2 separate regions of the Homo sapiens genome follow, and region 1 is linked to region 2. The links are chromatin loops, found by intact Hi-C in ENCODE. Cell type or tissue: gastrocnemius medialis. All regions are shown on one strand. Each heading gives the region's core, and the rest is flanking DNA. Links, peaks and the distances in the headings are about the cores only.

Region 1 (13,027 bases), core at 3,201-11,200, 54 kb before region 2:
CATAAAACTTTCAGCCTGTCAATCAATGAATTGAGGGCAGGTGGTTTACATAGTGAGAAGACATGGGCTTTGGATTCAGATTTTGTCTTTGAAGTTCTAGGCCACAGCAAGCTACAGGATGTCAATTAAGTAGATCTCTTCTAAGTTCACGTCCTCTTCTGTAAAACTGGAATGAGGGCATCTATCTTATAGATTATTGGGAATTTTAAATAAAACTTTGAATGTAAAGAACTTAGCCAAGTACTTGATATATAGTAACAGTAATATTCTTACTAGCAATAATAAGAACTTGAAAGGCTGTGTGGTGTACTGGAAAGATAGTCAGGGGGAGTCAAAGACTTGAACTTGTGTAATAATTCAGCTTTTAGCCAAGGGATTTATGGTCATGGACTCTTGTAATAAACTGTGGGAATAGAATAGGACTTATCTGAGATTCCTTTCAGTTCTAAGCCTTCAATTATTCTAGTGCTTGAGTTTGCCTGTGATACTGTGCATAGGATAAATGGAAATCCCAGGTACCCACCTTCCCACCAAGTCAGTCCTGGTGCCATCTAACATGTATCTTATTTAGACTCCATAAAGTCTAATGTGCATTTGATTTAGACTCCATGAAGCCACTGAATTTACCCCTGTGTCTTCTTACAAGAATTTAGAAATTCCTTCTACCTCTATTTTTTTGTTTATGGATTTAGCAGCAATGTGGGAACATGTGGTTTCTGGGGAAGGATGATTGACAGTTGATGACAGTGACAGTGCCCAGGACATGGGCATTTACATAGGTTACTCCTTGTTCCCTTGTCAATTTGTATGACTCGTGGGGGAATTAGAAGCAATAGTAATCTCTCAATGCTAAATCTAGCAATCCTTTTACGGTGCTTATCTTTCTTAGTAAATCAAAAACATTAAATCCTACCATGACCACAGTGGTGGCATCCCTATTATGTGTGTCTTAGTTGGAGTTCACCAGAAACAAAACTGGAGATGAGAATTCAGATGCCTATAATTTGAGGAAGTACATTTAAGAAAAATCAATCAGTCAATGGGGAGGCAGGAACAAGCCAAGTAGCGGTGCCATCTCAAGTGATGTCTCAGCTTCAATGTGATCCCTGAGGGGATCTCTGCCAGAGTCTGTCTCCACGCAGAACAAGGGATTGAGCTTTCACACATCCACACCAGACAGACAGTCATTGGCTGTGTGTCACTCTGGGGAGTTGGGAGTCATAAACCTCCTAGGCCCTTCCAGCTCTTTTAACATGGGAAAAGCAGCTCCAATAATCTTGGATCAGTCCTCTGAAGAGAGTCAAAGGTGCAGGCTGTTTGTAATTAAGAACTGAGGACATCTGGGAAGGGCACCAACAGTGTCCAGTGATCTTTTATATCTCTTTTGAACACATTCCTTTGTCCATTTTCTACATTCCCCTGATTATAACATAATAAAGCTGGAGATTTTGGAATCTTTATCTGTAAATTTGAGCTCTTACTAAAACTTGTAACTCCCTTTATATCAAAATTTGACACAATATCAACATTTTCCCCCTGGCTAAGGATTGCCTTAGTAGGGGGCAGTGGGGAGCATTTCCTGTGGCTGACTCTGAGTCATCTGCTTGACCACTGCTGCTGCAATGGCCAGCGCCCCCTGCTCTCCACTGGGCTATGAGCCACTCCTCACTGTGGGGAAGGCTGTGGTAGTAGCTCAGTCTATGGATCCAGACTGGGCCATGCTGTGGGCAGACCTGTTGTCTTGTTGTGACATCTCCAATTTGCCTCTATATACCACACAAAGTTTGAAGACTTTATAGAAGGGTTGTGAAAAAAAATAGGGTTTTGTAATACATGACTTTAAAATTGCATATTTAGTACGATTTTTTCCATAGCTAAGAAGTTAACCATTCATAAGAGCTGTCTTCACAGAACCAGTTCCTTAACTTGCTCTTTGGTGCCCAGATTCTTGTCTGTCTTCATGGAAATTCAGTAAACTTCCAAGGTACAAATCTCCAGTCTCTTTTTGGAAAACCCTACCTTCTATCCATTGGGGCTTTGTCTCATCTTCACTAGGTTCCATTATCTTACATCACTGGGCTCTTTGTGGGATACAGTGCTTCCCAATGGTGCATTTCCTAAGTCTGGGTTTTCATGTCTGGAACAACATTCACTATAAGAGTGAAAATCAGCATTGTGGAAAAACACATGAGCAGGGTGGTCTACCACTGACACACATACACACACACACACACATGCGTGCACACACACACACACACATGCTCTTCCCCAACCCAAGTTTTAAGAAAAAAGATTGTTAGATACTATATGGTCTATATAAAGAAGAGGAAATTCATTTTGTCAAATGCTCCATACTCTATTAGGCCACTTCTTTCCACAATGGCAATAGTAATTTGTGTTTCTATAGAGACAGCTGTGGTTCTTTTTGTTTATCCTTAGCCCCTACACCTTACCTTTGAAATTGTGACCTAGTGGTAGAGGCCAACTATCTGTTTAACAAAGTTATTTCCTTATCTTCTTGGCCTCATAGTTATTTCCATATTTCTGAGCCTCTCTTACAGTTAAGTTATAGCAACGTGACTGAATTCTGGCCAAAGAAATGTGGGCAAAAGTGATCTATACCATTTTTAGGCTTGGTCCCTAGAGCTCTTCTATAAAATTTTTCATTCTCTCTCTTGTTCCCTGCTAATTGGGCAATACTACTAGGATGGCCTTGGAAGCCAAGATGAAAGAATTTTCATAATCCTGGGTCCCTGAATGACTGCATGGAGTCCCCCCTTCTCCTGCCAGTGGCAACTGAATGCAAATGAGTGAAAAAATAAATTCTATAATGCTAGGCCACTGAAATTTGATAGACTTTCTATTCATAGGAGCTACTATTGCCCTAACACATGCCTTTCCTTGAAATAAGTAATGGCCCCATTTTTGGCCACATACTTCTTAATGGCTTGTTTTATTCATTACACAAACATCTAGCTACTTATAAAGCCTAACTAAGTTCTTAGTCAAATCACTATGGCTTCTGGATGTGGCGTATAGGGGTAAGGATGCAGCAAGGAGGATAGGCCATACAGTTACATGTTTTCATGACAAATATCTCTGAACGCTGGACACAGTGAAATCTGAACTCATCATCTACAAGCATGCTCTTCTGGTTTATTTTTAATTTCAATAATTAGCATTACACTTATAATTACTCAGACCAGTTTCCTTCTTTCCCTACATTTTCTAATATAATTAGTCAGAGTCCTTTTGATTCTATATTTTCAACATTCCTCACATCTATCTCTTACCTTCTTCCCATTTTTACTCTCACTATTGTAGATCTGACCCTCATTATTTCTTATCTGTATTATTACCCTGGCCTTGTAACTCCTCAGTTTCTTCCAAAGTATTCTACATCTTACTGCCAGATTAATCTTTTCAAAGCTTGATTCTGATTATATCATTTCTCTATTAAAAAACCTTCAACAATTCTCCGTTAGCAGACACAAGTGTTCATATTACTTTGTGAGAAATTCAGGGTACTCCATGACCTGATTCCAAGCCAAATTTCCAGCCTATCACCCACTACTCTTCTTTATATGACTTGTATTCCATCCAGCCACACTGGATGGGTCACTGTTCCTTAAGCATGCATTATTTCCTAACTGTTTACCTTAGCTCTCTTTAAATGATTTCTCTCACTATTCAATTTCCTCTATGCCCATTGCTGCCTGTCAAAATGCTGCCTTCCTTCAGGGCTCGGATCAAATACCTCCATGAAATCTTTTCTGATCTCCTCAGCAAGAAGGAATGCCAATAACACTCTGCATATCCCTTCGTTTTGGCACTTGTGACATTTTACTTTGACGTGTAGAGGCAACAAATTCTAGTGCATTTGGTGTCGGCTAACTTTGCCCATTTATTTAAGATTTCTTTTTATACTTCCATTATTAAATCCTAATGGTACAAATTCACACTATCTATTTACACTTATGTAGTATTTCTCTCAGTGTTTCTAGTCTAGTCTAGCCAAAACTTTTATAAATTGTATCTTGAGTCTTTTGTTGAACAAAATTATTTGCTTACTTGTTTCAGAATGGAAATGTTCTGGAAATCTCCACATATAATTTTGTAGTACTATCAATTTGGGAATTTAGATCTCATCATTTTTTTAACCTCAAATAAAGCCAACACACACACACACACACACACACACACACACACACACACACACACACAAGAGAAAGGTGTTTTGCAAATCAGATTTCTTACAAAGTGATTCTTCTTCCTTTTGCTCTAAAGGCTCATCTAAGTGTGAGAAACCAGATGGTAAAGATCTAAGATGTATATGTGGTATACATATGGTTTATACTTTTTCATACAGCCTGACTTGCCTTTTGGTCAATTAAGATGATTGCCTAAGAGGACTGTTACTCTTCATTTCTCTCTTCTGTTCCTTTTTTTTTTTTTTTTTTTTTGAGACGGAGTCTCGCTCTGTCGTCCAGGCTGGAGTGCAGTGGCGGGATCTCGGCTCACTGCAAGCTCCGCCTCCCGGGTTCCCGCCATTCTCCTGCCTCAGCCTCCCAAGTAGCTGGGACTACAGGCTCCCGCCACTACGCCCGGCTAATTTTTTGTATTTTTAGTAGAGACGGGGTTTCACCGTTTTAGCCGGGATGGTCTCGATCTCCTGACCTCGTGATCCGCCCGCCTCGGCCTCCCAAAGTGCTGGGATTACAGGCGTGAGCCACCGCGCCCGGCCTCTTCTGTTCCTTTTAATGCCATTGGTCCAGTGCCCTGCCTCAGAACTATCTAGCAGTTAGGAAAGAAAACCACAGGGGAAGGGAATGACGAAAGATACGGAAATATTAAATAGACAACAGTTTAAAGCATGTGGACCACAATGAGAAGGTGTCACTCAGTATGAAGTGTTCATCTAGAAAAAAATCACTATTATCCATTTCTGTAATTATATCAATACAGAATAAAGTTAAGAGATTCAAGATCTTATGCCTGGCCTGTAGAAAGAACTGAAGGTGTACCCCTTCAGTGGGAAAAAAACTTGTTTAGGTTATTTCAGAGGCATCATAGGATTGAGGAGTGACATAATCCCTTTCTTGGAAGAGTCTGGCTGGATTTTGTGCCATTTTCGGAAAGTGTGGGTGATGCACCAAGAATGACAGACTGCTTGGAAAAAGAACTATGTGGAAACCTCCTAACCCCCTTGAGTTTTATCTGAGGAATATCAGGAGGGCAAAAAACCTCTAGGCATTAATGTACAAGTTCCTGTTAATCCTGATATTATAAAGTTGTGTGCCCGGAAAACTGAACAGCAAATTTTTCTGATCCCATGGGGACTGTGTACATTTAGATGGAATCTTAAATAGTCGCAAAGATTCCTATGTAGCATGTTCCATCTTGTCTCAAGTTGCAGGAGGGTATTTCATGGGAAGAAAAGGAATGATGCAAATGAAAGGATTGTAAGAAGCTGTGTTGAATCAAGGAGGCTATAGGGAGTTGTTCAAATAGAAATGAAGCATACTTTATTTTTGAAACTCTTTAATATTGTCATTGCCTCTGAGCACTCTAAGCTTGTGTAATTTGTGGCTGGAGGATGGGATCTGGTTTATAATTCCGTGTTCTCTGAGGTTTTGATGCTGATGGAGAAGGCAATGGCAGATTGAGTAATCTGGCAGATTGAGATTGTACCTTTATATTGAATTACTCAATCTCTCTCTCTCTGTCTCATTCATATTCTCTCTCTCTCTCTCATTTCTGACTTTCTGGGAGAGAGCATTCTGCTCCTTTTAAATAATCTTTCCCAATTCTGCTGGGCTGTCTTTCTTACTCTCCATATACCTTCTCTTCTTTCACTGCTATTGCTGGCAGCCAAGTTCATCTAAATAAAAGTAAACATGTTTCTGGCAAATTGACAAGTAGTAAATAAGATCAGCCTCTTCTCTTCAAAAGGCCAAACAAAGGTAAGTTGATTAGCTTAATTCAAGATAGAAGTTGAATTCTAGAAGAAAAACAAAAACAAAAACAAAATAAAAACCAGACTTTCAAAGAAACCCACTCTGTCCTACTGACCTGACCGAGGCTGCATGCCTAAAGCCCTTGTCTCCTGCAGGGTGGGGTTATGTTATATAATTCTACTTTCTCACTTTCTCACAGCTTCTTGCTGGTGACTTTTGAATGAACACACTAGAAATATTGGTCATCAAAGGAGCTGATAGAGAATGTTGATGATACCATCCTTGCTGAAAAAATATCTCAATGTGACACCTTCTGGACTTGTAGGCAGAAATGTATTTTGAATTCTAAGCAGTTCAAAATAATGACCTGGAGAAGGGGGTGGAATGAGGGCAAGAATGCTAATTTTAACTACTTTTAGGCTTTTGAATAAAACCTCTTTGTGATCAGTTTACTTTTTTAATCCTTTAAGGAGTCCTGGACCCCAGTGTCTGGTCTGGGGAGGCAGGGCTAAATGCAAACTCCTCTTAGCCCGGCGACACCTACATGGTTAACTAGAAGCACACATGGGTCCAGTTATTCTAATTAAAAACAAACCTTAATGAAAAGATATCTGCATCGTGTCCCAATACCTCCATGTCCAACAAGTTATCAGCGGGATGTGTGGAATGAAAAGGTCTTCCAGCAGCCCGGGCTCATCACTGCCTGGTGATTTAATTCAAGAGCCCAGATCATAAATTGGACTTGACGTCAAACAGCAGCCAAGGCTGAGAATCCGCCTGGCCTGGGTGTGCTGGGCTTGCTGTGGGCTGACTAACCAGCAGGCATGCTGTCACGTCTGGGTCATCTGCTGTCAGCGGACGGTTCCCTGTGGGAGGTCCAGGTTGCGAGCACTGCTGTAGTCTAGACAGGAGGTGACAAACATGTTGACCTTTGGGACAAGATTGATCTCTTTGTTTTTTGACAGGAGACCTTTCCAGAGTGGAATCTCAGGAGGAAGAGTCTAGAAGTTTCATCATTTGTGAACGGAATCAAACCTATGTGTCTGCTCCACCCAGACTGGAATGCCAGTTTCTTGAGTTTGATATTTTAGAGTTAAGGAGTGATGTTTATTTACTTTATCAGTTTTCCTGAAATATTTGGACTCCAGGATGGGGGAGGGTGGCAGGAGGGGGGAGGGAGGAAGGAAAAGGGGGAAAATAACTTACTTTAATGGTGTGTCAACTCTGAAACCAACTCTAGGAAAGTTGCTTTTCCACATACTACTTCATTTAAACCTCATACAATGTTAGGAGGTTTGCATCATCACCCTCATGTTAAAGAGGCAAATTAAGAGGCTTAGAGCTGATCAGACCTTCCCCAAGGCCACACAGCAAATAGTTGCTAAAGTCCAGATCTGAGCCTTGGTTGATTTCAATATTATGCCACAATGCCTTCCCAGGGTGTGTTATTTCTGATACAGTGACAATGATTTCAGCTCTTCCTGCCACTTGGGGGGTTATAAAAATGTCAAAATAATTTTTAAAATAGACCTTTGCTTCCCCTCAAATCATGTAACTTTAAGTAAAATGAAACTAGTCTCCTCACTTTGTAGCTATGGTAGTAGTCATCTGGTTACCCCAAAAGAAAATGGAGATTGTTTTGTGAAGGAGGTGAAGTAGGAATTGATGTAGACCAATGTGTCCTAAAGTATATTCCATGGGACGTTAGCCCATGGAATGGCTAAGGGTTGGGAAACTTGGCATAAAATACCCATTTTGTGGACAGTCACATGATTGGATTTGCATTTTGTTGAAATCCAAAAATCCAAGTTTCTCAAACTTATGAATTATGCAATCTTTCCTCCCTGGAAAACTGATCAACATCACATGGGTCTAAAATTTTGTGGATTATATTTTGTAAACACTTGTTTAAGGTTTTTTTTTTTTGTTTTTTGTTTTTTTTTTTTTGTTTTCTTTTCTTTTCTTTTCTTTTTGTGAGACAGTCTCACTCTGTTGTCTGGGCTGGAGTACAGTGGCGCCATCTCAGCTCACTGCAACCTGTGCCTCCTGGGTTCAAGCAATTCTCCTGCCTCAGCCTCCCAAGTAGCTGGGATTACAGGCATGCATCACTACAGTGGCCAATTTTTGTATTTCAGTAGAAATGGGTTTCACCATGTTGCCAGGCTGGTCTTGAACTCCTGACCTCAGGTGATCCACCCACTTTGGCCTCCCAAAGGGCTGGGATTAGAGGCATGAGCCACTGTGCTCTACCTTGTTTCAGTTTTAATGGTAGTAATGTTTCCCTGGATCTAGACTCAGAAGCTTTATTAACTTCATCCAGTCAACAAGAACAGGATCTATTATCCAGGTTTTTAGCTACTTGCTGTGGCCCAGGCTCTGACCTATTTAGAAATACAAGGATGATCTCAAACAGCTTGAGAATGACTTGAATCCTGTTTTGAAGATGTTGAAGATATTTTAAATCTGAAAGAAATATACAAAGCTGGATATATAGTTTTCTAAATTGTATAGCATGTGTTTCCTTATACCCATAAATCTAAAACTTTTTCATAGACCATCTTTCAGTAATGTGTGATTATCAAGCACAAATGTTCTAAATCTAGAGGCCGTGGAACTTCTGCAGATAAGAAAAACAACAAAACCTAAACTAAACAACATAAACCTAAACTAAAATGCTCTTGAGCCATCAGGCAAAATGGGACTTTTCTCTTTTTGTCTTTCTTTTCCTTATCCCCCTTGGCTTTCCATTCTTCCTCCACCTTCTTTCTCCCTTCTACACCTTGTCTTCACATCTGACCTCATCTATATCTGTCTTCATCTGAACACTTTGTCACTATGGGAATAGATGTGATAATCATGCATACATAGACAATTCCATATCCAAAAGTCATCAACTATCTTCAAGCTGACTTCATGTACCTATAACTGACTGATCATTTTGAAAAGAGATTTCCATTGAGATCAACCAGGGTTTGGGGATTGCTAAAAACCATCCCGGCTGGAAATAAGTGTCAGCCACTACCTCATTGTATGGGCTAGCAAATAAGATTAGGCCATTATTCCAGTTATTTGTTTTGGACTTCTTCCTGTTTCTAATAGTGCACTAGAGATGCCTTTTATTTGATTTTTTAAAATAATTATATTTAGCTGGGAGTGGTGGCTCACACTTGTAATTCCAGCACTTTGGGAGGCCAAGGCGGGTGGATCATGAGGTCAAGAGGTCAAGACCAGCCTGACTAACATGGTGAAACCCCGTCTCTACTAAAAATACAAAAATTACCTGGGCGTGGTGGCACACACCTGTAATCCCAGCTACTCAGGAGGCTGAGGCAGGAGAATCACTTGAACAAGGGAGGTGGTTGCAGTGAGTGGAGATCGCACCACTGCACTCCAGCCTGGGCAATACAGCAAGACTCTGTCTCAAAAAAAAATTATATATATAAATATATATAAATATAAATATATAAATATTTATATAAATATAAATAAATAAATATATATATAAAAATATAAATATATATAAAGATTTCAAAGCCCAGGGAAATATATAAGCATATATGCTACTTCAGTTGCCTCAGGTTATTTACTGATTTATTTTACAATAATAAAACATTTCACATGCACTGCCTGTTTAAAGGGGGACAATATGTGGTCCAAGGATTTTCTTTATATTTATTAGGAGGCTAAAATTTTATTTGCCCTGATAAACAGAAAATCAAATATCCCAGATCTTCAATTCAGTACTTAAAAGAGTAAGTCCCTCCAGAAGGACTATGAGACAGCTGGATTTCTCCAGTGGGGAAGCTTTATGTATATGTAACCCAGGCATAACTTGGCATTTCAGTAAGCTTGGCTGAAGACTCCAATTTGAAAATGTTCTACAGCCACAACCAGTAACATACTCTCTAAAATAAAAAAGGAAACAAATTACCTACCTCTTGACTCCTTTACCACTTAGAAAATAACTTGTCTACCAAGGAGGGGAAAAAGAAGTCTTGAAATAAGATTTAGAAGCCTGAAGAGTATAGACCCTTCATCTACAAGGATTTTTGTTTTCAGACCACTTTTAAGTTGGTTGCTTGGTTTGCATTATCAAAGCAGAACACCTTACAGTCAAGAAACAAAAGCTAGGTTCTTCTTTCCCCCCAATTTTTTCCTTTACAGCAGGTTTTCTTTCTTGTGTCATAAGGAGTTTGTTTACACAGGAATTCAAATTACTATTAAAGGAGGTAATCAGCACAGTGACAAATAAAAGTTAAAAAGATGTTTGTCTTCTATGATAAAGCTCAAATAATCCCAGACTTCAAACAATCAAGGTAACATACATATTTCTGTTTTTATTACATTAAAAAGTAGAAAAAAATGATGTCCCCCAGAATAGTTTAATGGATTTTCTAAAAAGTTCTTTCTTCAGAGTGAAGCAAATTCAGCTCAAATTGTTTTTCAAACTGGGGTAGGTGGACGAAATGCTGGAGCCGAAGCAAAATGAAAATACCATAAAGATAGTTCTTAAGTGCAGACTGCCTGGGTCCAAATCTGAGCCTTGCCATCTACTAGCTATATAACTTAGACCAAGTCACTTAACTTCTTCCAGCTCAGTTTTCTCCTTTGTGAAATAGACTAATAAAAACACCCATCTCATACAGTTTAGTGGGGCTTAGAGAATGTGTATGTAGCCCATCAGAGAATGGGCTCTTATTATTTCTCTTATTATTTTTATTATGAAATGTCTCTGATACCTACCAATACCTAGGCCCATGGTCTCTCTGGTATGTACCATGCATTTTTGTGCTCCTAGATGGATAAACAAGGAGTGGGAATTCCTGACATGTTAACTGACTTATTGAGTCAGTTATTCACCCATAGTTAATGCATGGCTGCTACGAGCCTGGTACTGTGCTGGGACTCAAAACCACAATGAGATACCATCTTGCACCAGTCAGAATGGCTTTTGTTAAAAAGTTAAAAAAATAACAGACGTTGGCAAACTTGGAGAGAAAAGGAAACACTTGTATGCTGTTGGTGGGGATACAAATTAGTTCAGCCCCTGTGGAAAGCAGTTTAAAGATTTCTCAAAGAACTAAAAATAGAACTACCATTCAACCCAGCAGTCCCATTACTGGATATATACCCAAAGGAAAATACATTGTTCTACTGAAAAGGAAATAAGATCCATGTCCTCATGAAGCCTACGGGGAAGATAGTAAATAAACACATAACAAAACAAGTAATTTCACTGATCCTAAAAGCTTTGAGGAAAATAAAACAGAAAAGTGATTGGAGCAGTCTATTATAGATTAGCTGGTCAGAAAAGGTCTCTTTGAAGAAATGTTATCCAAGCCAATGCCTAAATTAGGAGACAATGCCATTATAAATACCTGGGGAAGAGGAAGAGGGAACATCAAAAACAAAGCCTTTGAGATGAGGAGGTGTTTGGAGAAATAGAGTGATAGAAAGCAAGGGTGGTTGAGACAGAGTGAGCAAGGAGGAGATTGGTTAGCAAAGTCAGAAAGCCAGATCACAGTCTAAAAAAAAATTTTGAAAGATTTTATTCTATTGTGGAACTCATAAAACTATATTGTAGGCTTTCACATATACAAATGCAATGGAGCTTCTCTGGAAAAGCTGAATGCTTCTCGTTGTTTTCTGAGCAGCAGAAGTAGTTTTACATTGTTCTTCCATTCTGTCTACACATTTTGGATGCAGTCAGCCAAATAGAGAGGCTAATAAATAAAATGCTTAATTTGCTCAATAAATAAAGTGAAACTTCAAGAACATTCCACCTATGATCTTGGCCGTATCAGAACTAGGCCTCAGCCTGATGTTTTCAACCTATGCCTAGTTTTGATAAATACTCAGAACATCTCCTATTGAAAATCCTAATATGCCATTGGGTGAGGGGACTGGAAGTTGGTGTGATTCTTTTTTTTTCTTACCCTTGTTAAGGAAAAAAAAAATAAAAGAATCTCCATAATTCTACCAGCCAAGAGGATTTGGTTTAGTTGTTTTTCTCCATAGTCTGTAATGTAGAAAAGGGTTTATACAATTTCCAAATATTACACTGTGTTATAATTTTTTCATACCATATCCAACTTCTGCCAATCTGAGCATCATGATCTAACCCTGGGAACTAACTGACTGAGGATCATTTAAATACTGCACTGGGTTTGAGGGACACTATCAATGTAGTATTTAAACCTGCAGTACTAAACCTGGGATAGAGACATTATTCTCTCTATCCCAGTAATTCCTGCATTACTATGCAGGAATGCAGTAATTCCTGCATTACTATGCAGGAATGCAGTAATTCCTGCATTACTATGCAGGAATGCAGTAATTCCTGCATTACTATGCAGGAATGCAGTAATTCCTGCATTACTATGCAGGAATGCAGTAATTCCTGCATTACTATGCAGGAATGCAGTAATTCCTGCATTACTATGCTACCAGAATCAGTCCTATGGAAATAGAACTTTGCAGAAAGATCAAAGGGGGTTACAGTCTGTAGTTAGGTGTCAGGAGACCCCCACTGTAGACTCAGCTCTTTCTCTGCCCTGTTAAATAACCCGAGCATGTCATTTGGTCTCTTAGCCCTGCCCCCTACATAACTGTTCACCTGCAGAATGTGAAAACTTTATCAGCTCATCAATAAGGTTTTGTTAAGGAGCAAGCATCTATTGACCAAACTGGCTTATAACCCAAAAGATGCAGGGTCAGTTCTTGGCAAAACTATGAGGAAGGAAAAAAAATTGGCACTGTTTCCTGACTTCCGTATTTCTAAATCACCATTTTGAAGGCAAAAAGCTCAAAATTTGGTACTTCTGATATTATTCAGTGAACGGAAAAATATTCTAGAGGGTAGTGAGCTTCCCATGTGCTTAAGCACATATGGTGCAGGTGATAACGTACTCCATCTCTGTAAAGAAGGTTGTCTGGAAGCTTTTGTGCTTTGAAAGAACTCCGTATTTATGTGTGTGTCAAAGTTAAAAATGCTCCCTACTTTTAAGTTATGTTTTACAAAATTAAATTTCTTTTCCTTCCTTTCCACTTCACATTTCCACCCCTTTCCC
Region 2 (13,027 bases), core at 2,563-10,562:
GAAAGGAAGGAAGGTGAATCTTAAAACTCACCTTGTTCTGAGTTGACTCCAGATACTCATGGGGTGGGTTCAAGGCAAATATCTTGGTATGCTAGAATGGGTTTTAGAGCCAGGGAGAATGTTGTATGCTGTTTGCTGCTAGGTCAATTGTGAAACACCTGTTGGCTACATTTAACAAGGAGAAAAGCAGCAGTACCTAGGAGACTTAATATGAACTGGAGTAGTCAGGAGATGCTGCGTTTGGATATAATGGCCCATCCTTTTCTTGATTTCTAATTTCCAAACCCTGTGTCTGTGGGAAACCTGCAACACAATTGGCTATCATAATTCACTTTCATCCTAACTAGATACAACCTTCTTTAACTTCTGAGACTGAGGTGTTCAGGTCGATGGACCCCTAAAGTAGGCAGCTCTTGCTTGTGTCCGTTGGGAAATGCCTTTCATGAAGCCAGCAGAAGCAGCTTCTGGGAAATTGTTGTGCTTGCTTTTTATGATTGGCCTCACACTATCACTTTGGCTGACAGTGCATAGAAACAATACTATGGGATAAAGGGGACAAATAATAAATGGCTGGACCAAATAATAAAGGTCTTTTTTAGGGACGTAGCCTGAGGAAATCCCATTCAAATTCTGTTAGATAACCTGGAATCAATGAGCACATCAACTTGGTAACAGTGAAAGTGGCTAGAAAAGATCCTAACCCTCCTGAGTGAGCCATTCACTCATTTTCTGAGTAGGAGATGGCTGTTTGTATGATTATTCTGGCATTTTCCCATTGACTAAAGGGCAGTATGAACTGCTTGCACTTTGTTTAGGAGAGAGGAAGCATTACTTGGCTAATACTGCAGAAGACAGTGCCGCAGCCCAGCGTCTGGACAGTTTGGCCAGCCAACTTTGTGGAGATTGTCTCAACATCCATATCATCTCTATAGCCTCATAACTCTGCAGCTCCTCACCTCTCTGAGCACTTTCAGCCTCCAGAATGTTGACACCACATTCAGGACCTGCCCATCTCTGTCCCCTCTTAATCTTCGGTGAACTCTTATTTTTCCCTCTATATCTTTCCCCTCAAAAGCTCCTTCTCATGCCTACCATTACTCCTCCTCAGGGCATTATCTCTTGAGAAAGTTTAGGCGTTTTTAGTAAATGAGAAAAAGCTTTGAACTGAGGAAGAAGCATATGCTTTCCACACTGAAAAAAAATTACCAAGGCAATAAGATATGAAAGGTTGGCAACCTGCTTAAAATAGAGGGGCATGGGAAATACAAAGAAAACAAACACAAATAAAACATCTCAAAAATGTGTTCTGTCATATCAGTCCATCATCATTTCAACACAACTCAACAACAATATATTTCACACTCTGTATACTAGCCGGACAAAGAGACTAGCATGATTAAAGGTATATGGGCTTGAATGTGCAGACCATGTTTAAGAACAAAAGATTGTCCAAGGTGGTAAACAGATAAGGCACAGCAAATGTTGGTGGGTCAAGGTCTGTGGGAAGAAGGATAAGTAGGGAGTATCCAGAGTTCAGCTGTGATGGTACAAGCCAGCGGTCCCCAACTCCTGAGCCATGAACTGGTAACAGCCCTTAGCCTGTTAGGAACTGGGCTGCAAAGCAGGAGGTGAGCGACAGGTCAGCAAGCATTACCACCTGAACTCTGCCTCCTGTCAGATTAGCAGCAGCATTAGATTTTCATAGGAGCACACACCCTCCTATGAACCGTGCATGCAAGGGATCTAGGTTGCATGCTCCTTATGAGAATCTAATGCCTGACAATTTGAGGTGGAACAGTTTCATCCCAAAACCATCTCCACACCCCCTCCCAGTCTGTGGAAAAATTGTAGTCCACAAAACCAGTCCCTGGTGCCAAAAAGGTTAGGGACTGCTGGTGTAAGCAACAGATGCTGTGGATTATTTTTAATCAGAGACTTCTTGATATGGTTGTGTCTGTTTTTAAAGGATGATGGTGGGCACAGTGTAGAAGATGAATTGAGCAGAAGAAAAAGGCAATGAGTCTACTAGGAGGCTTTGCTTTTTAGGTAGTGATAAAGGCAGCCTTCCCACAACAGTCATTTCATTTGCAGGGCCAGGGGCAAAAGTACAAACGCAGACCATCTCCCCATCCCCAAGCTCCCATCCTACCAAGGCTTACCATCTTTTAGTCCCATCTGCTGTTCAGGGCACTTACACCTCTGCATCCACATGAGCAAGCTCCATCTCATCTGTCTGCCCCTTCCCCATCCCACAGAAAGCTACCTCTTTGTCACAGTTCAGACCTGGATCGTGCTGTCTGCTCTCAGGAGGCTGCTCCCTTGCAGGAGGCTCTGCAGGCTCCGAAGTACATTCCAGGATTAGTAATCCCAGGGTCCCAGGTACTGAGAGCTTGGTCTAGAATTTGGGGCATGGGTTCCAGGTGGGCAAATATCCTTAGTCCTGTGGACTTCTTGCTCCTGCCCTGTAGGAAGTCCAGAGTGGGGCCTTCTGAAGCACAGAACTCATGGCAGGGGTCCCAGTTGCCTGGATATAGGGGAGGTACAGTAGAAAAGATCCAGTTTCTTCTTAGGAAACATTCTCATTTTACCAATGTGTAGAAAAGCCACAGAGAAAAACCACACCGTTCCTGAGTATCAAGTAGACACAAAAAATGATGTCTACGAGCAAGGTCTGGATGCCATCACACTATTCTCTTATTATAAAAAGACAATACAAGAGAGATAATAACAAAGACTCTATGCTCTTCTCATAGACTAATTTGAGAAAGTTTCCCGTTACCTTTTCCTCATTAAAAAATTGGTCTAGGTGTTAGCAGGCCAAATTTCCCCTTTTCTGTCCCTTGGCCTAAATTTTTTTTTTTTTTTTTAAAGAACCAGGGTTCTTCCAGAATGCAAACAGACCTCAGTGAACCAATCCATTCCATCATGAATGTTCACCATATTCTTGATGCAAGACATTCCCTGCCTTGATCCATATCCAGCAGCTCTTATTTTTCTTCTTGGAACCATTATCTAATAAAATGTGTATAATTGTGTGTGCGTGTGTTTGTGTGATGCATGGAGGAACAGAGAGCAAGGGTGAGAGGGTAAAACAAAACAATGCTTTGAAGAAGGTAGTATCCTCTTTATTCTCTCCTATCTTCATTTGTCCAACAGAAATACAGAGCTGAGTCTTAGGGGAGCTGAGTTCTGCTAAAACCTATTAATTCCCAGTAACATGGACCAGTCACTCAGCTTCAATGTATTTTCGTTTCCCCTTTTGCAAGGTCGGGGTAGCACATGGAATCAAATGAGATGTGAGGCCGAATTTGAAAAGCAAAGGAAGCCAGTACTCTGCACAATGCCTTTAGGACTTTCTACTATTGCCCTCTATTTTTCTATAATTCCAGCAGCTGACTTGGGATGCTGGGATAGGAAAAGGCAGAGGGGGAAAAATAGAATCCTAGACAGTGGAGCATTGTTTATTTTACAGGAGAGACACTCCCTCTGGTACCAGGACTGCCTTCTGTTTCTAGCTCACACAACCATATCATCAAGCTCTCTGCAGTGAGAGTATTCTTACAAGGGCTTTGAATTCTTCTAATCTTATCTTCCCCTCAATAAATCAATTCTTTGTCCAGGTGTTTCTCCATCCCCTGGTGGTGTTTCATACTACTTGCTTCTGTGATTATCAACCAAAGTTGGGTTTGCTAATGCAATGTCCTTTGTCCTACACAAGCTGCTCTCTAACCAGCCTCAGACTTTCAGTATCATACTCTAGTAAAGCAGACAGGCCCTGTGTTTTCTCTAGGGATTCTGGAGGGGTCACAAAAACATGCATAAATCAAATTATTCCAAAGCAGTCTTAAGAAAAACAATGATTATTTGGTTTTTTTTCTTCTAACTCAGTATGGACCTCCTATTTTTGGAAGCTAGGAAACTAAGCTATTTCTTGTCTTCTCTTTTGTAAGAAATATCAGAATAGGAAGTGGAAAAGCAGCTGAGAACTCAAATTCTGGCTTCATAATTTACTGACTGCTGTTCAGTTTTTAACCTCTTTGAACCTTAGTTGTGTCATATATAATAAATTTAATAGTATATATCTTATAAGGTTGTTTTGAAGCCTTAAACAAGTGGCATAGATGTATACAAAAGGACAAGAAGTAATCTACTGGATACCTAACACATTTCTTTTTTTTATCTTCAATTTTTATTTTAAATTCTGTGGTACATGTGCAGGGTGTACAGGTTTGTTGCATAGGTAAACGTGTGCCAAGGTGGTTTGCTGCAGAGATCAACCCATCACCTTGGTATTAAGCCCAGTATCCATTAGCTATTTATCCTGATGCTCTCCTTCCCCCAATCCCTCTCCCCAACAGGCCCCAGGGTATGCTGTTCCCCTCCCTGTGTCCATGTGTTCTCATCGTTCAGCTCCTACTTATAAGTGAGAACATGTGGTGTTTGGTTTTCTGTTCCTGCCTTCGTTTGCTGAGGATAACAGCTTCCAGCTCCATCCATGACCCTGCAAAGAACAAAATCTTATTCCTTTTCATGGATGCATAGTATTCCATTGTGCATATGTACCATGTTTTCTTTATCCATTCTATCATTGACGGGCATTTGGGTTGATTCCATGTCTTTGATATTGTGGATAGTGCTGCAATGAACATATGCTTGCATGCCTACCCAGTAATGGGATTTCTGGGTCAAATGGTATTTCTGTCTCTTACCTAGCACATTTCAATATGCAAGTTAAGTTTTAAATTCTGTCTTTCCTACTGATTTACACAAAACACTCAATTTCCACAAAATTCAGAAAGCAAGTAGTAATAATGCACATTGGAGAGAGTAACTATTTGCAGGGTCACACAATATTTGCAAATATCATTCTAAGTGATTGCTTGTTTATGTGTGTGGAGGTGTTCTAGCTCTTAGTCTAACTAATTCAGAGCAGAATGTTCCACTTTTGATTGAACTTGGATTTTCAAATTTTCTACTTTAGCAAAATAAGTGACAAAGATTCATCTTGCTCATTCAAAGGAGATTAAATCATCTTTGGCATGCTTATGTTGGCTCTTCTCTGAAGAAGGAGGGAGTGAGTTTCCTTCCCACTTCCCAACACAAATCATCAGGGTATACCCCAAGGAGGTGGCTGGCAAAAATGTAAAATCAGACTGCTTGTGTTTTGAAGCTCATGGATCCTCTAGAGGCAGTTAGGTAGCACTCCTAGATGGTGGAGGGGTAGCCCTCTTGAGCACCAAAAGTGTGTAGTAAGGTTCATTTTGTTTCAGGGATTAATGAGGAAAGCTTCCAGATATTAGGGAAAAAAGAAGTCGTGGATCCCAGGGAAGGAACAGTCAGTGGCTCTGTGTCCACCATGGGCTGAAACTCGACCTGCTATGATGGGGCTGGGAAGTGGGTGTTATCTTTGAAGGGATGGCTGCCCAGGAAAAAGCTGAGCATTCAGGGCTATGATTCTGGGAACCAAAGAATTGTGGATCAAAGGTACTCTTGAGGGAATAAGATCACTTTTCCATGGAGATCTGGAGTGGACTCTGTAGGGACTTGGATGGGCCGCAAGCCTGGGTGATGATGGAGGACCACCACCATGTGGCAGGGAGAGCAGGGGTAGCTGTGGGCAGATCAGACACCAGGGTCTGTCTTTTCCAGATGTGGATGTCAGAATCAGCCCAACTCTCTTTTTTTTTTTTTTGGAGCTCTAAACTCCTAGGCCTTTTAAATGTTTTCAAAACGGTAACAAGGGGGAGGGTACCAGCCATTCTACTAATTTGGCAAGGGGGACTCAAGACAGATTTATTTAGGGAAAATGAAAGACATGTGATGTTAATTTTTTCTTGAAAGTAGGGAGCAGACCCATTTACATGGGTCTGCATTAGCATTTGCTTGATTTTTCCTTTTGCCCAATAGTTCAAGTTATTATTTTTTGATCTGTTTCTTTTTATTTTCCATAAGAAATACAACAAATTATAGAATGGCTGATTATCTGGCAGACAGATTGGATTGGGGAAGCAGGACATGTTCTTATTGCCAGTTATGGCTTGTCTTTCACCATTCCTGGTCATGGGTTGTGACCTGTGCCCTCAGCTTTTGCTGGGAAATTGCTCTTGTCAACCACATGAGTAGCTGTGTCTTGCTGCTCTCCCTCGCATGTCTCAGTGCCAGTATGTTCAGAGGAAATTCTTTTGTTCTTCATACAGAAACCATATTGTATTGTTAACATACCTTTTTCTATTAGGTTGCAAATTGCCCTGTCTTATTGGGCATACTTGTGTTGCTATCACTAAATATATTGAGTCTCCTAGGAAAGAAATATCTGAAAGACAAATAAGTGGGGTTATTTTGTGAATAATTTATTAGGCTACAAATAACATTGGCTGGCAATGGGAGAAAGAATGCCTTCTCACAAATAAAATATCAATTGCAAGTGTGGCAAGGCAGGGATAGTCTTTGCTGCTGAGGGGCATAATGAATGATTCTATTTTGCAGTTGTTTCTAAAATGTAAGCATTTTCAAATCAGTGTTGCAGTGTTTGGTCTCAGGAGAGCAGTGAGAATTTCTAAAGATGGTCTCATTTTCCAAGTACAAATTGTTCAGAAAGGAACATTGTGTTCTGCATGTTGGCCAGACTAGTTTTGTCATTTGAGAAGAGCATAGACTTGTTGACTTAAAAAGGTCAGTGATGCTACTCTCACTTGTTATATGACCTTGGTCAAGTCACAGAACTTCTCTGTTTCTTTCTGTTTTATTTTGTTTTACTCTGTTTAATTTGGACTTTGGGTAGCCCAAGGTCCTTTTCAGAACTCTACAAAATCTGTTCCATTGACAGAGACAGAAAACATTCTTTTAGGACTTTTGCACTTATCACTTACTTAGGCTTCTGAATCATAAAAGTTTGGATCCTCTCATCTTCCTCCCCTTTCCAAATGCTTGGGGCTAATTGTAAGGAGCAGTAGACTTACAGGTTCATATTCTGAGCTTCTAAGAACCTGTTGGCAAAGTGAGGAGACAATGTTTGTCCTCCTTAACTCTAGGAGGTGAGACTGAGTAGCTCTGGGGTGGACATCCAGGGAGCACTCTGTGAAGCCAGGGCAGGGGCTTCAGGATGCATGACAGCCCCACAAGGACTTGAGAGGGCCATTTTACCTTCTGAACCTCAAGGAGGACATGGGACAGTGATGCTTGAACAAAACAAGATATTAAAATTTCAACACTCTTAGAAGAGAGAAATACAAAATAACCAATTGCCTTTATCGTTTTGTCTTTTTAAGCATCTGATTTTCTTCCTCCTTCCCATGTCATAGCTGGGGGAGATGAAAGGAGTCTGGGGGAAGGAAGTCTTTAGTATTTACTAATCTCCATGTTCTGGGTACTAGACCAGACATTTAACCACAAGGTTTGATTTAATTCTTGCAATATCTCTTTGAAGTAGCTCCAGTTATAATCCCCACATCACAGATGAGAAAACTGTGGCTTAGAGCATTAATGCCACTTGCCCAAATCACACAATTAGTAGGAGGCAGCAGAAGATTGAAACCTTATCTGTGTCAATCCTTGATTTTGCATTTTACTCCAGTATTTTCCCTTTTCATTATGTTTTTCTCCACGTATTTGGTAACCCTCTTTTCCCCAGTGACTCTTGTCCCTTACTTACTCTGATCCTCATTTTGTTTTCCCAAAGATCAACATTCCTAAATCTCTCCTTGCCTCTTCCCTTCCCTCCTTACCAGGCTGGCTGGCCAATCCAATAAACTCATTTCCATGAAAGGGCTTAGTAACACACAAAGCCACAGCATTTTACTCTTCTGGCATAAATTCTTTTATAATTCTCAGGTTCCTTGGGAGACAAGAGCTGGTGGACGATGCTGGCAACCATAATATTAGTCCAGCTCATTGAGCCCACAAAAAGTGTGTGGGTATTTTCAGTGATACCTTGGGGGAGGTCCCCTTTAGTCAAGAATGGTGTGTCTTCCTGCACAGGAGACTATGAGAGGGTGTGAAATAAAGGTTTCCTTCTCTCTTTGGTGTGAGCACACATATAAAAGGCCCTGTGAGCAAGGTCAAGGGATTTGACCAATAATAGCATTTCTTCATTGATTTCACTGTTGTTCTAGATAAGAATCCATACACTTACATTAGGGTAGAACGTCTCCATCTCTGGTCTATATGAGGCATAGATTCTAAATGCACCAGTCCCCCATATTCACCCCAAGATTAGTCTGTTTCTTGTGTGATGTGGTTTAGATATGAAAATAGTGCAGATTTCAATTGCTTTTCCTTAGCTAAATGGTGTGAATGCAGTCTTCTGAATTCTACACCTCCTCCATTAAAAAAAAAAAAGTAAAAGAGAAAAGGTCTCTAACCATTCTGTCTAAAAGACAGCTTTTGGGTGACAGAAAGAGAACATCTTTATCATTGAATTTCCTTTGAAGGACATTCTAAATTCAAGGGAGCATTTCCTGAATAGGGCAACTCCATCTAGCCCTACAACATAGGAACAACATCAGGAAGAGCACCATCCCTGCACTGTAGCCTCCTAACTGGTTTCTTGTGATCCAATCTCATCCTCCTGTAATGCAGTGGTCCTGAAACATGAGTGTGCATCAGAATATCCTGGAGAGCCTGTGAAAACAGATTGCTGAACTCTACCCCCAGAGTTTCTGAGTCAGGATATTGAGAGTGGGGCCTAAGAATGTGCATTTCTAACAGGTTTCTAGGTGATGCTGCTGGTCTGGGAACCTCCTTTGAGGACCACTGCTGGAATCCATTTTGCATGCAGCATCCACAGTAATCTTTAAACATGTAAATCAGATCATGCCATTTTGTTACTTAAAACCCTGGGGTATCTTTCCGTTGCACTTAAGATGAACTCAAATATTTTATGGTACCTGCAAGGCCTGGGATGGTTCCTCTGTTTACTTCTTCAAGTTTATCTTTTTCTGCTCCCTCCTCTTGCTCACAAGGCGGGATCTCTCACCCTCTTTCAGATTGTCCTTGAAAATGCACAGCTCAGTGTTTCTCTTCAAGGACTTAAGCTCTGGGTTCCTCCACTATAGCTGGCTGGCAACCTTCAGATCACAGATCCACTGGCCCCGTCTGGAAACTCTTACTGACAATGCCATCTGATGCTGTCCCTCAGTCACTGCAGTCCCTTTCAAGTATCACCTTTTTTCCTCTGTAGCAGTTATCACCATTTGGAATAATTTTTGTTTATTTGCTCATTGTCTCCATCCTCCCACTAAAATATAAGCTCTGTGATGACAAGGTCCTGTCTCTCTTGCTCACAGCTATGTGCTCAGTGTCCCCAAGAGGTGTTTGCCACGTTGTAGGTGCTGGGTTAGTTTGTGTTGTATGAAGCAGTGAGCTTAAACAAAGGGTTTGAATTACCTTCCCTAAGTAGGGCTGTCCTTGGTGCTTGGTCTACAATGTCATTGGAGATAACCCATCAGCGAGAATAAAGGAATACTTCCCAGTGTTAGAGCAGCCTCAGAGCAGAACCAGCCCAGATATGTGAGGCTGGACATGGGATCTTTGAACCCGTGGCAATGCTGGTGCTGAGTTTCCACCCCATAAGAAAATCTACCAACCCAAGGCGGGAAGGCTGGGAGCAACAGTATGATATTCTTTACTATTTTCCTAGGGTTGATTCTATGGCCATGACACATCTTTGAGTCCATATGACTTTTAGGAGGGGTGTGCTGAAAGGTTAGTGACAGCACTCAGCCTTCTTTGATGACCCTGAATGGAAGATCCCATCCTATTGGCCTGACTATCTTGCTCCCGGGCAAAGAGAGGGTCCATGTTTGTGTTCACGTCTGTCACCAAACGGGACCCAGGCTGGAGCTTCAGCACCTCACTCCAGGTGAGGGAAATGTAAAAATTCAAATGTATTTAGGGTTCTTTGATTTTTCTTTAACTTTCAACAGATTTTGGTGTACCTGCTCGATTCATTATTTGGCAGCACTTTGAAAAAGGTTTTTCAGTGTTCTTGGGTTCCCCCAAAACAACATGAAACAAAAAAGTGATACTGCCACACAGGGGCCCTCAGAGGTCAGCAGGGTTTCTGCTCCTACTCCTTCTCTTCCAGCGGCACTATTTGATACAACAGAGTCTGTGGTCTGGGGCAGATAAAGTCACTCTAAAATAGTTGTGTTAGCTGGGCGCAGTGGCTCACGCCTGTAATCCTAGCACTTTAGGAGGCTGAGGTGGGTGGATTAGTGGAGGTCAGCAGTTTGAGACCAGCCTGGCCAACATGGTGAAACCTTGCTTCTACTAAAAATACAAAAATTAGCTGGGTGTGGTGACATATGCCAGTAGTCCCAGCTATGTGAGAGGCTGAGGCAGGAGAATAGTTTGAACCTGGGAGGTCAAGGTTGTACTGAGCCAAGATCTTGCCACTGCACTTCAGACTGGGCAACAGGGTTAGACTCCTTTTCAAAAACAAACAACCAAGCAAAAAAAAAAAAAAAAAAACAAAAACGGTTGTATTGATACCAGAGTCTTACACCAGAGAAACTGCTGAAAACAATCCTATTTCTCAGCATGGGCACATTTTGGATGAGGGTAGCCCTCTCCAGGCTTGACCCAGGGAAAACACAGATCTGAACATGGTCTGGGATTCTCCAGACTGGAAATAGGGTAGCACCAAAAAGGAGAGATTGGCTTTGGCACCATCTAGATATAGGCCTGTTTCTGGAAGAAAATCCCTTTTTTTTTTTTTTTTAGGTGATAGTGCTTTAGGGAAGACATTCTAGTTGTATTTGTGAAGTCTAGTTGTTATCTGTGAAAGTAACAGCTATGCTTACACAACTCCAGGGGATTGTAATCTATCAAATAACCCCTCCAGGAAGAATGTGATGATCAGGTGACCAGACTTCCAGGTTTGCCTGTAATCCCAGCATAATTATTCACTGTGCCCCTTTTACTCTCTGTATTTCAGGATGATTATCATTAAGTATTAACTAGTTATTAAAATTATTGAATCATTATTAATACCCCCTTTCTCTCTCAGAACTATTTCTGTTTGATCAATAAATTCTATTGTCGTGCTATTGCTAATACACAGTCTGCTGTCTCTCAAGAGCTGCTAACTAGATCTTCCTCTGGAAATCTCTAGAGCAGTGCTCTTTGATAGAACTTTCTACAGTGATGGGAATGCTTTATATCTGTGCTGTCTAATATGGTAGCTTCCGGTTACATGTGGCTATTGAGTACTTTGAAATATGGTTAGTATCTGCTATTAAAATAATAAATACTTAAAAAGAAATATGGTTAGTGTGACTGAGGAACAGAATTTAAAATTTTATTTAATTTTAATTAATTTCACATTAAATATATATAGCCACATGTGACTACCACATGGGTCAGTACAGCTCCAGGGTCTCCCTATGTAAGCCTCCAGGGTTCTTTCCATGTCTCAGGACTTCCTGACTTTATTTCTCTTTAAATCCACTAGCACCACTTCTCTCTCTGTAACATTGGTAGCTCAGTGGATCATCTTAGCAGTTCCCAAAGACAAGCATACAGACCCTGTCGTCTTAAGGGTTTTAATGGTGATCACCATGGGTAAAACAGAGGGCATAGCACAAACGGCAACCTTGGAGGAGTTACCATGATGGGAGGGGGCCGCAAGGCGGGTAGGGGAGATAGGGAGGAGCAGAGACTGAGCAGCCCATGCAAGATTCTGGCACTAGAAGGAAAAACGAAAAAGCGTCTTGTTGCTTATGATCCGGTAGGAATGATGCAACACACTTTTGAGGCCATGTTATGATTTAATTAGAAAGGAGAGGAAGGTTTAGTCCACCCTTAAAATATAAATAACAACCCCATCACCATTTTACTAATTAAGGAACTGGAAATTCAGTTATAAAATAGTTTGGGCTCACACATCTGAATGAGAGGCATGTGTGGCTGCTGCTAACACACAGAAATCTGAGAGATGGAGGCACAATGGAATGCTGTCCTTTTGAGGTTTTAAACTTCCCTCCCAGCTAAGCAAATCATTTCTGTGTCTATTTCAGGATTTAAATATTCTAAAAAATCAAACTAGCAGTCTGCGTATTTATTTTCTTTTTCTTCTGTGGAATATGAAAGCAATCATGAATGATAACATAGGCTTTATTAGAAGAAAATCCAAAGAAATTCTGGCCAGACAGGCAACGAAGAATGCAGCTCCAAGAAGAATCTGTTGCTGGGTGCCTGCACTTCATGACCTCCACATCTCCTCTCCTCTCCTCTCCTCTCGTTGGGTAAATTTCCTCTGGGAGAATCAATATTGCTCCCCAAGTCCCCCTGTGCTCTCAGAAGGTCAGGTGGACATGAGAAGAGTTCAGGGCAAGAGTGTAAGGAGAGCGAGGTATGGGAGATTCCTCTGGTGGGTGAGAAAGGGGAAGTGAGGGTTTTATTATTTCTGTTATTTGGGTTTGTCTGGGTTGAGCTGAGAAAGAAGTGCTGGCTGAAGTTTGAGAAGCCACATTACCACCGTGATAATACCACATGTGAGAGGTTGGGATGAGGGGGCACAAAGAAGGTCTATTTTCTCCATGGTTTTGGTTCCTCTGAGCAAACCAGATTTTCTAAATTGTGGGGGTAGCTGGGTGGGGGTAGTGCAATTTGTTACCTTGAATTGGTTTTTTTTTTTTTTTAATAGTTTGGGTAAAACTACTAAGAGAAGTAATGGATGAATGGATAAACAATATGTGGTATATCTGTACAATGGAATATTGTTCAGCCTTAAAAACAAGGAAATTCTGACACACGCTACAACATGCGTGAATGCTGAGGACACTATGCAAAGTGAAGTAAGCCATAACAAAAGGACCAATTCCATTTGACGCCATTCATGCGACGAACCTACAGTAGTCAAATTTATAGAGACAGAATGTAGAATGTGGGTTACAGGGACTGGGGGAGGGGGAAATGGAGAGTTATTGTTTAATGGGTGCAGAGTTTCAGTTTGGGAAGATGAAAAGTTCTGGAGGTTAACTGCACAATGTGAATATGCCTGACTACTGAATAGTACGCCTAGAAA

The links. Hi-C counts contacts between places; a loop is a spot of excess contacts. Peaks named below come from ENCODE experiments on the same cell type or tissue, not always from the same donor. Only the 100,000 strongest peaks of a DNase experiment are listed, where the experiment ranks them.
Region 1: it touches region 2 in a loop (6-fold over the local background); 3 of 110 quality-filtered maps call a loop at or near these places.

Annotation. Positions count from the first base shown.
Region 1 is chr9:75,371,450-75,384,476 of GRCh38, forward strand. No RefSeq gene overlaps it. Among named protein-coding and RNA genes, the nearest start is that of OSTF1, 290 kb to the left of the region's middle. In gastrocnemius medialis, for the core only: no CTCF peak of the experiment used is centred there; a DNase peak (open chromatin) is centred at 6,722.
Region 2 is chr9:75,426,472-75,439,498 of GRCh38, forward strand. No RefSeq gene overlaps it. Among named protein-coding and RNA genes, the nearest start is that of OSTF1, 340 kb to the left of the region's middle. In gastrocnemius medialis, for the core only: no CTCF peak of the experiment used is centred there; no DNase peak of the experiment used is centred there; H3K27ac peaks cover 3,812 bases.